2 separate regions of the Homo sapiens genome follow, and region 2 is linked to region 1. Evidence: chromatin contacts called from ENCODE Hi-C or POLR2A ChIA-PET data. All regions are on one chromosome and are shown on one strand. Each heading gives the region's core, a stretch centred on a gene start or an enhancer-like site at or near the end of the contact. The rest is flanking DNA. Distances are from core to core; before and after follow the strand shown. Region 1 has its middle 280 kb from the start of LINC00348. Region 2 holds the start of PIBF1 (progesterone immunomodulatory binding factor 1).

The links. Hi-C counts contacts between places; a loop is a spot of excess contacts on that map. ChIA-PET counts read pairs that join two places held with the same protein, here RNA polymerase II (POLR2A). Pooled maps may share reads with other maps.
Region 2: a map of CD4-positive, alpha-beta memory T cell shows a loop between it and region 1 (25-fold over the local background). The contact joins the promoter of PIBF1 here to the enhancer-like site in region 1. A Hi-C loop is called at or near these places in 1 of 168 maps with a recorded cell type or tissue (CD4-positive, alpha-beta memory T cell), 1 of 37 single-sample maps with no recorded cell type and 10 of 50 pooled maps. POLR2A ChIA-PET finds 5 or more read pairs at or near these places in 1 of 52 experiments (GM12878).

The regions. Positions count from the first base shown.
Region 1 is chr13:71,288,414-71,293,209 of GRCh38, forward strand. No RefSeq gene overlaps it. Among named protein-coding and RNA genes, the nearest start is that of LINC00348, 280 kb to the left of the region's middle. RefSeq lists an enhancer at 2,776-3,065. Within about 2 kb of position 2,703, at least 12 of the 41 ENCODE cell types and tissues checked have a DNase peak (open chromatin) inside an H3K27ac peak, as active enhancers do.
Region 2 is chr13:72,780,734-72,785,626 of GRCh38, forward strand. PIBF1 (progesterone immunomodulatory binding factor 1) reads left to right here and starts at 1,400. Exons shown (of 18, transcript NM_006346.4): 1 at 1,400-1,616; 2 at 2,690-2,988. The coding sequence starts at 2,737. It overlaps DIS3 (DIS3 exosome endoribonuclease and 3''-5'' exoribonuclease), which reads right to left and starts at 1,167. Exons shown (of 21, transcript NM_014953.5): 1 at 872-1,167; 2 at 113-270. The coding sequence starts at 1,099. RefSeq lists enhancers at 359-1,273, 1,191-1,300 and a silencer at 861-910.

The DNA.
Region 1 (4,796 bases), core at 1,453-3,952:
TTGAAAATATTCAATGTGGTGCTCACACTTAGAAATTTTCCTCTGAACATTACTTTTTTGCATCCCAAAGTTTTAGTATGGTATATTTTCATTTTCATTTTCATTTATCTCTATGTATTTTCTCATTTCTCTTGTGAGTTTTTCTTTGACCTGTTGGTTGTTTGAGAGTGTGTTCTTTAATTTCCATATATTGGTGAATTTTTCAGTTTTCCATTCATTGTTGATAAACTCCCTGAGTTTTGCTGCTTAGAGTTCATTGAGCTTCTTGGATGTATATTGTCGTATCTTTCATCAATTTCAAGGGATTTTGGCAACTTTTCTTCAAATATCCTTTATACCCCTTTCTCTGTCTCCTCTCTTTCTGCTGTTCCCACAATATGTATGTTATTCCATTTGATGATCTCCCACAAGCCTGTTTGGCACTGTTCACCTTTCTTCATTCTTTTTTTTTCTGTTCTTGAATCAATAATTTCAATGGGCTTATTCTCAAGAATTATTTCATTCTTATTCATTGATTCTTTCTTCTACTGGCTCAAATTTTCTGTTGAACCCCTATAGTAAAATTTTTATTTCCATTATTATACCTTTCAGCCCCATAATTTCTGTTTGGCTTTTCTTTATAATTTCTCTTTATTGAGATTCTAATTTTGTAAATATCTTGTTTTTCTGATTTTCTTTATTTCCTTATGCATGTGTTTCTTTAGCTCTTTGAGCACACTTAAAATAGTTGTTTTAAATTTTTGGCCTAGTAAGTCTAATGACTGGACTTCTATAGGAATGAATTTTGTAAATTTACTTCATTCCTTAGAATAAGGCATAGACTCCCGTTTCTTTGTATGCCTTGTGATTTATTTTGTTTAAAATTGAGCATTTAAATCTTACAATGTAGCAACTCTGGAACTCAGATTTTCCCTCTTCCTCAGGGTCTGCTACCTGAAAAGTGACCTACCCAAACTATTCCTGTAAAAACTTCATTTCTGATCATGTAAAGTGTTGACATCTCTTCTGCATAGCTTGTGTTCAGCTAGTGCTTTCACAGAGATGTCTTTGAAGGCAAGGAGCCAATAGGAAGAAAGGAAGGAAGGAGAAAGAGAGAAAGAAAAGAAATAGAATGAATGAAAAAGGAAAGAATGAATGAAAAAGGAAAGAAAGAGAAGGGAAGGGAAGGGACACAAAAAAAAAGAAAAAGACAGACAGACCTCTGCCAGTCTTTGCACATTATCTCCATGCTTGTGTGTCCAGAATTGGTTCCTTCCGGTGGGTTCTTGGTCTCGCTGACTTTAAGAATGAAGCTGCAGACCCTCACAGTAAGTGTTACAATTCTTAAAGATGGTGTGTCCAGAGTTTATTCCTTCTGATGTTCAGATGTGTCTGGAGTTTCTTCCTTCTGGTGGGTGTGTGGTCTCGCTGACTTCAGGAATGAAGCCGCAGACCTTCGCAGTTAGTGTTGCAGCTCTTAAAGGTGGCGCGTCTGGAGTTGTTTGTTCCTCCTGGTGGGTTCATGGTCCCGCCTACTTCAGGAGTGAAGCCTCAGACCTTCGCAGTGAGTTTTACAGCTTATAAAGCTAGTGCAGACCCAAAGAGTGAGCAGCAGCAAGATTTATTATAAAGAACAAAAGAACAAAGCTTCCACAGTGTGGAAGCAGACCCCAGCGGGTTGCTGCTGCTGGCTGGGATGGCCAACATTTATTCCCTTATTTGGCCCCTCCCATGCCCTGCTGATTGGTCCATTTTACAGAGTGCTGACTGGTCCGTTTTTACAAAATGCTGATTGGTGCATTTACAAACCTTTAGCTACACACAGAGTGCTGATTTGTCCGTTTTTACAGAGTGCTGATTGGTGTGTTTACAAACATTTAGCTAGACACAGAGTGCTGATTGGTGTGTTTACCATCCTTTAGCTAGACAGAAAAGTTCTCCAAGTCCCCACCCAACCCAGAAGCCCAGCTGGCTTCACCTCTCACTGGGATACTCCTTCAACAGTTAGCCTAGCTTGCACTGAGCCTAAATATCAGCCCAACCTGAAAGGTTAAGGTCATCTCAGGTGTTTTCTGAACATGCCTCTTGGCTTTCTAAATTCCCAAGTGTGCGTGTTGCTTTTGAGAGTTCTAGTTTCTAAAACAAACAAACAACATTTCTTAGCTTTTTCCCACAGGTCTTAGGTGGTCTATTGTTTGTTTTGACTGTACTTTTCTGCCCCAGTCAACAAAGGATTGTTAGTTTTACTTACAGTATTTTTGAGCAATGACCACTACTGGAGATAAAATCCTGACTTTGCCTTTCACTACTCTGAATTTGAGCAATTAGTTTAACTATTGTGTTAAATAAACTTATTTCTAAAACTTTTATTTTTGTTGTTGTTGTTTTCATTTGTTTTCAAAATGTTTCAGCCGTTTGGGGAAGGCAGCAAACAAGATATCTGCAAACATGTTTGGTCTACTAATATTGGTTATTAATATTATTCCTGTTGAGACCAGAAGTCTTCTCCTCATGGAAGGTTTTTTTCTCAAAGGGTTCGTGATCTCATGGACTTCAAGGAATGAAGCCATGGACCTCAGCGGCGAGTGTTACAGCTCAATTGGAGAAATGCGTGCACCCAAAGAGTGTGTGGCAGCAAGATTTATTAAAGTGAAAGTAAAGTGAAAGCGAAAGTAAAGCTTCCACGAGGTGGAAGGAGACCCGGAAAGGTTGCCGTTTTTGGCTTGGGTGTCTTATGCTTATATCCCCTTATGACCCCTCCTCTTTTCCTTTTTCTATCCTATAGAATTAGCTTATTTTCAATCCGCTTGTGGGTTGGCAGGCTTGATTGGTTAAAAACATCAGGCTGCAGCTAGAGCTTAAACTCCCTGTATGATTGGTTGAAGTGTCAATCCCTTAGCTTGCAGCTGTGACTCATTTTGGCTTAGGGGAAGGTCCCCTTTGATTGGTTGAAGTTTCAATCCCTTAGCTTGCAGCTATGACTTATTTTTGGCTTAGGGGAAAGTCCCCTTAGGGAAGTCCCTATTGACCCAGGAAGTCCAGCCAACTTAGCCACTTAGTCCCTCACTGTTACCGAAACACTGTTTACTGAAACAGCAATCTGTCTGTTACCGAAACATTGACATTAGCCTTAGGTTACTGAGAAGGTAAATGACAGGAGCTAGTGAGGTTTCTCTTAACTAGGATAGCAGTGCTTATATATCTTGATTTTCCCAGGAGGATCTTAGTTTATATTTATTGTTCCAGCATATAAATGGTGTCCCTTTTCAAATGTTAAAGTATTGTAAATTACATAGATAGTGTCCCTAGCTGTGATTCTGTGGACATCACACCATACATTGACCTTTCAGAAAGGGAGTGGTTTAGCCAGACAATAAAAGAAGACATCTAGCTTTCATTTTACTCCTGTCTTCTACCTCAACTATGTCTCTCTTCTTCTTCCTTAATAGCAGAAACTCAATTTTTAGTTGGACATATTGCTATCTAGAACAAAAGACAACAGTTCCTAATCTCTCTTGGAACTTTGCCAACCAGAGGACTAAATTCTGAAAACTGGTATGTGAGTGTTGGGTGGGACTGTTATGGGTGAGAAATATCTGAGTCTCACAGCACCAAATGTGTTACCAGTGCAAGTAGTTGAGTCTTAAGGCACCAAATATGTTACCGATAGTAGGCATCGAGTCACTGGCAGCGAATCCGTATGGATCTGCAGCAATCTCAATTCTTGCCTCCTCAGAAGAAAGAATTTGACTGAGGGCATAAGGCAGAAAAAGAGACCAAGGCAAGTTTCAGAACAGGAGTGGAAGTTTATTTTAAAAGGCTTTAGACTAGGAAAGAAAGAAAAGTACGCTTGGACAAGACACAAACAGGCATGTGAAAGTCAGGTGTAATGTTTCGCCTTGATCCTAGGACTTGATAGGCTGGTCCCTTCCCCATGATTCTTCCCTTATGGTGGGCTTTCCACATGAACAGTGTCCTTACGCTTGGGAGGTAAGTACACACAGTGTTTAGGAAGTTGTATGCATGCCCATCTGCGGCTTTTTTCCCTTTTCTGGTGGTGTGTCCCAGGAAGGTCCAACTTTGCCATTTTGTCTCTTAATGCACATGCCCAGTAAGTTGCCTCTCCCTGGAATCTGCATTCATTTAACACTTTAGTGCAACAGGTGTGGACCATCAGGAAATGGTCTCTCCCTGGTGCCAGCTGCCAATTTATCACATTTAGAGAGGCGATGTGATAACTGCTGAACCAGCACCCAACATTCCTTGTGGGTTGGGGAGAGCTCTCTCCTGCCCAGCTTATGCCTGTCTAACTCCCTGTAACAGGACAACTGGGAAGGTTATTAAGCAAGATGATTCAACTTAGACAAATGAGGATTTTTTAAATGAGCTACCTCCCAGTGGAGCCACCTTTATTTATTTATTTATTTATTTATTTTTATTTTTATTTTTATTTTTTGAGACAGAGTCTCGCTCTGTCGCCCAGGCTGGAGTGTAGTGGTGTGATCTCGGCTCACTGCAAGCTTCGCCTCCTGGGTTCACGCCATTCTCCTGCCTCAGCCTCGTGAGTAGCTGGGACTACAGACACCTGCCACTATGCCTGGCTAATTTTGTGTTTGTATTTTTAGTAGAGATGGGGTTTCACCGTGTTAGCCTGGATGGTCTCGATCTTCTGACCTTGCAATCTGCCTGCTTCGGCCTCCCAAGTCACCTTATTTAATACCTTCCTTCTTGTGGTTTGCCACGTGGACATAATGATCAGAACTGCAGCAGCCCCACTGGCCTTCCAAGTGAACTTAGCAATAAGTTCACAGGAATGG
Region 2 (4,893 bases), core at 150-2,649, 1.5 Mb after region 1:
TATGAAATCTATCACTTATCTTCTGACAATGTCATAAATTACTCACAGGAACCCTCTCCCGAATTTTGCTAATCCTGTGGTTTTCTGATATTTAACGTAATATTCCTCCTACCTATGGTGCTCATTAGTGAAAGTATAGAAATGCTTCTCTTGGTTATTAGTCACATCTCGGATGCGTTTATATACGGGGGCACTGCGATTTCTCACTTCTTGAAGAACTGTTTGTAGCACAATTACATTCCTGATGGCAGGGTCCTCAAGAACATCAATCTTAAAGAAAGATAAAGTTAATTTTTCCTATATTCATTTGTAAATAGCTCTGTCAAACATAAAATCCTGTTTTATGTTGGGCATAAATACTTTATGTTTTAAAAACACTGAATAAGTTAAGCCAAGAAGCTATTTGGCTATAGAAAACGAGACAATAGTCACTAAACCCTTCAGATCTATTAAAAAAAGCACACTTAAACAGACCAATCACAAGACTTCGTAGAATTAAGGGTATTAATAAAGGAATACGTTGGCCCACATAGTTTTTTGTTCCTAGGCACTTACAAGCTGCCTGGGAGTCGCAGGCTGGAGGCCACAGAAGCCCAGGTCCCCGGCCTCCAGGCACTTACAATCTAAGGCAGAAGAGACACCAGGAGTTAGAAAAATAACGTGTCTGAACTACGACTCCAAGAACTAAATTTTTTAAAGCACAAGGAAAAGAACCTCGGCCTGGGGAACAGGAAGCTTCGGTCCCGAGGGGGTTTCCCTTTCGCTAGGTATGTGACACTGCCAAAGACCCGCCTCCCTGGGCCTCAGTTTCCCTGTCATACCCCCTTGTCCCCGTGGGGCCGCGCTGTCCGCGGTTCGCCCGCCCACGCACCTGGTGCAGTAACACATTAGTGTCGGGCAGCAAGTAGTGCGGTTGCGGGCAGACGCTGCTCGCCGGGTCCTGGGGCTGCGGCTCCAGGGCCGGCCCCTCGTGCGCCCCTCCACACGCTGCGCACCCGGGCGCACCGCAGCCGATGTCGTCTCGCAGGTAGTGCTCGCGCACGATCTTCATCACGCCGCCCGCCCGGGTCTTTTTTAAGAACGTCTTGGACTTGAGCATCTTGCCTCGCCGCGCAGAATCCTAACCCCAGCAGCGCTCTTCCAGCAAAAGGCGTCAATCTAGAATACGCCTAACCCCGGAGGTTCTTCCCTTTCCATTCCCGGATATTAGTAACACTTCTCGCGGGAAAATGCCGAGATAAACATTGGTTGGCTCTCTGACGGCCGCGGGGATTGGGCGAGAGTGGGGAGGGGCGGCAAAGCAAGGCGAGGAGCCATTTCCGCCCGTGGCCTAGGCGGGGCTTCCTTCTGGACGCCACCTCACAACGTGTGTTGCTTTCCGCTCCTCGGAACATCCGGGAGAGTTGACTTCCGGCGGCTTGTGGGAGTGCTGGTTCTGTCCTCCTTGCGGGTGCGGAGATGGTTGTCTTGGTTACGGGTCCTAACGGTCCCCTGCCTTGAAATCCCTTGTTGAGGGCCTGCAACCTTGTGCTTCCGACCGGAGACGCCTTTGGTCCCTCGGTGTCTGCACTGGCTGCTGGTCAAGGCTTCAGTGTGGAGTAATTGACACTTTCGAGGTAACTTGCGACTATCATCGCTTTCTTTCCCGCGTGGGGCAAGGAATCCCCCGAGCTGCCAAGTTTGGGGCTTAATTTTCACGCCGAGTGTATAGGCAGTCCCCGTCTCGGGCCCTTTGTAATCGAGGAGAGAATTTGTCTTTGAATTCACTTTTTCTTACCTATTTCCCTTCAAAAAGAAGGAGGGAGGCCGATCTTAGTATAGTTCTCGCTGTTTCCCCTCCACACACCTTTCCTTATCATTCAGTTTAGAAAAACTGAAATATTTAATAGCATAATTTGTTATATCATGAGGTATTAAAACAAGGTAGTTGCTAACATTCTTATGAGAGAGTTAGAAGTAAGTTCTATTTAGAATTTCTTGAATTTTTCTTATATCCTGTTGTTTTCATTCTGCTATCTATAAAAAATGTTTTTGTCCCCGTTTTCCCTATTTAAAACATCTTCAATGATGCCTCATTGCCTGTAGAATAAAATCCAACCCTATTTTGACATTTAAGGCCTTCCAGTCTTGATCGTTAAGGGCGTGTGTGTGTGTGTGTGTGTGTGTGTGTGTGTTTGTGTTTGTGTTGGGGGGGCGGTGAAAGGAGTAACTATTCCAAGACTTGGCTTTGTTTTTTTACTTCCACTTACGTATCATTAATAACTGCATGATTTCTCCTTTTTACCATGCCTGTCCAAATCTTTAAAGATTCTAAGTGCTACCTCTGTGTAACGTTTCCCTGACCAACTCAGACGTGATTTCTGTTATCTTTGAGCATGTGTTGGTTTTAGTGGTGCCATTCTTGATTATAATGGGCTTTTTTCTTCATCTTGTACATTTCTTTGTTTCCTCCAAGTAAGATTCCTCCCCGCAGGAACTGTTTTTTTAAGTTTCTCGAAGGCTGACTTCATATTAGGAATTAATGTGTTTGATTTGAGCATTAACTTAACTGCAATAATCTGTTCTAGATTTGGGATGCACTAAATTGCCTAATATTTATTTAAGGAATCCTTAGTCTCTCTTTAATACAGTCCATGATTTCTGTAGTTAATTTTATAGTACATTTGAATTAATGTTTTTTAACCTACAGAATATTAAAATCAAATTAGAGAAGAAAACTGATCCATAATAATAAAAATGTCTCGAAAAATTTCAAAGGAGTCAAAAAAAGTGAACATCTCTAGTTCTCTGGAATCTGAAGATATTAGTTTAGAAACAACAGTTCCTACGGATGATATTTCCTCATCAGAAGAGCGAGAGGGCAAAGTCAGAATCACCAGGCAGCTAATTGAACGAAAAGAACTACTTCATAATATTCAGTTACTAAAAATTGAGCTATCCCAGAAAACTATGATGATCGACAATTTGAAAGTGGATTATCTTACAAAGGTAAGATCAGGTTTAAATTTTGTGTTCTATATGCTTTATTGTCTTCAAACGGCAGGTAAATAAGAATTAAATACACACATTATCTGAACTTGAAATGATACATTTATATTTCTTGACAAGTACAGCCTTTAAATAATTTTGGTGTTCATAGAAGTAGAGAATAGAATGGTGGTTACCAAGGGCTGGCATGGTTAGGGGTGAAGGAGGGTTGGGGAGATGTTGGTCAAAGGATACATAATTACAGTTGAATAGGAGGAATACATTCAAGAGATCTATTGGACAGCATGGTGGCTATAGTTAATGACATTGTAATCTTGGAAAACATTGTGTTTTTGAAAAACACAGCAGATGTTAAGTGTTCTCATTACTAAAATAACTATGTGAGGTAAAACATTTTTTAATTAGCTAGAGTTAACCATTTCACAATGTACGTATACTTCAAAACATTATGTTGTACATGACATATACACACAGTTTTATCTGTCAGTTGGGATCACCTGAGGTCAGGAGTTTGAGACCAACCTGGCCAACATTGTGAAACCCCAGCTCTACTTAAAAAAAAAAAAAAAAAAAAATTAGCCAGCCATGATGGTGGGTGCCTGTAATCCCAGCTGCTCGGGAGGCTGAGGCAGGAGAATTGCTTGAACCCAGGAGGCAGAGTTTGCAGTGAGCCACAATCGTGCCACTGCACTCCAGCCTGGGCAACACAGCAAGACTCTCAAAAACTAGTAATAATAATAATAATAATAATTGGAGGCCAAGTGCGGTGGCTCACACCTGTAATTCCAGCACTTTGGATGCTGAGGCCAGTGGATTGCTCCAAGCTCAGGAGTTCGAGACTACCCTGAGCAACATGGTGAGACCACCCTTGCTACTAAAAAAATAAAATAGCCCCGCGTAGTGGTGCTGCGCCTGCAGGCCCAGCTACTTCCGAGGCTGAGGCGGGAGAATCACTTGAATCCGGGGGCAGACATTGCAGTGAGCTGAGATCGTACCACTGCACTCCAGCCTGGGTAACAGAGTGAGACCCTATCTCAAAAAAATAATAATAATAATTTAAGTATTGAAATATGGAGTGATTTAAACGTAGATATGGATAAATTACTTTTGTAGGCTCAATTTAAAAAATCTAACATATGAGGTATTTTGTTGTTTTTTGTTGTTGTTGTTGGAGACAGTCTTGCTCTGTCACCCAGGCTGGAGTTCAGTGGCACAATCTTGGCTCACTGCAACCTCCACCTCTTGGGTTCAAGCAATTCTCCTGCCTCAGTCTCCCACGTAGCTGGGATTACAAGTGCTCCCCACCATGCCCAGCTAGCTCTCTGGGATCACTTTTATAAGGGCACCAATCCCAACAGTGAGGGTTCTACCCTTATAACCTAATCACCCCAAAGGCCCCAACTTCCTGCTACTCACATTGGTGATTAGGTTTCAATATACAAATTTTGAGGGGAGAAAAAAAAATAAGCACACAAGACGTATTAGCCGTTGTTGTTTTCAACTAACATAGCATCCTTATCTGTTTCATCCCTTTCATTTTCTGTGCCTTTTATGGCCATCGGACTGAATTTGTTTGTTATTTGTCTGTGAATAGACTATGAGGTCCATGAGGACGGGGATGTTTTTGTATTCATGGTTGTATTTCCAGCACTTAGAACGGTGCCTGACACAAATTAAGTGCCCAGCTATTTCTTAAATGAATGACTGAACCCCATTTTGCTCTGATTAAACAAAGCCACTAGGTGGTTAATAGCATACCCAAGGCCATTCAGATGAAAGTGATAGAGCCAGATAGGATTCAAACCTAGGAAGTCTAAAGCCTATACTCTACACAAGTGAAGCTCCAAACACTTTCTTTTAGGTACCCTATACAGTCACCTACCTAGTCTAGGTCACTTGGTAGTT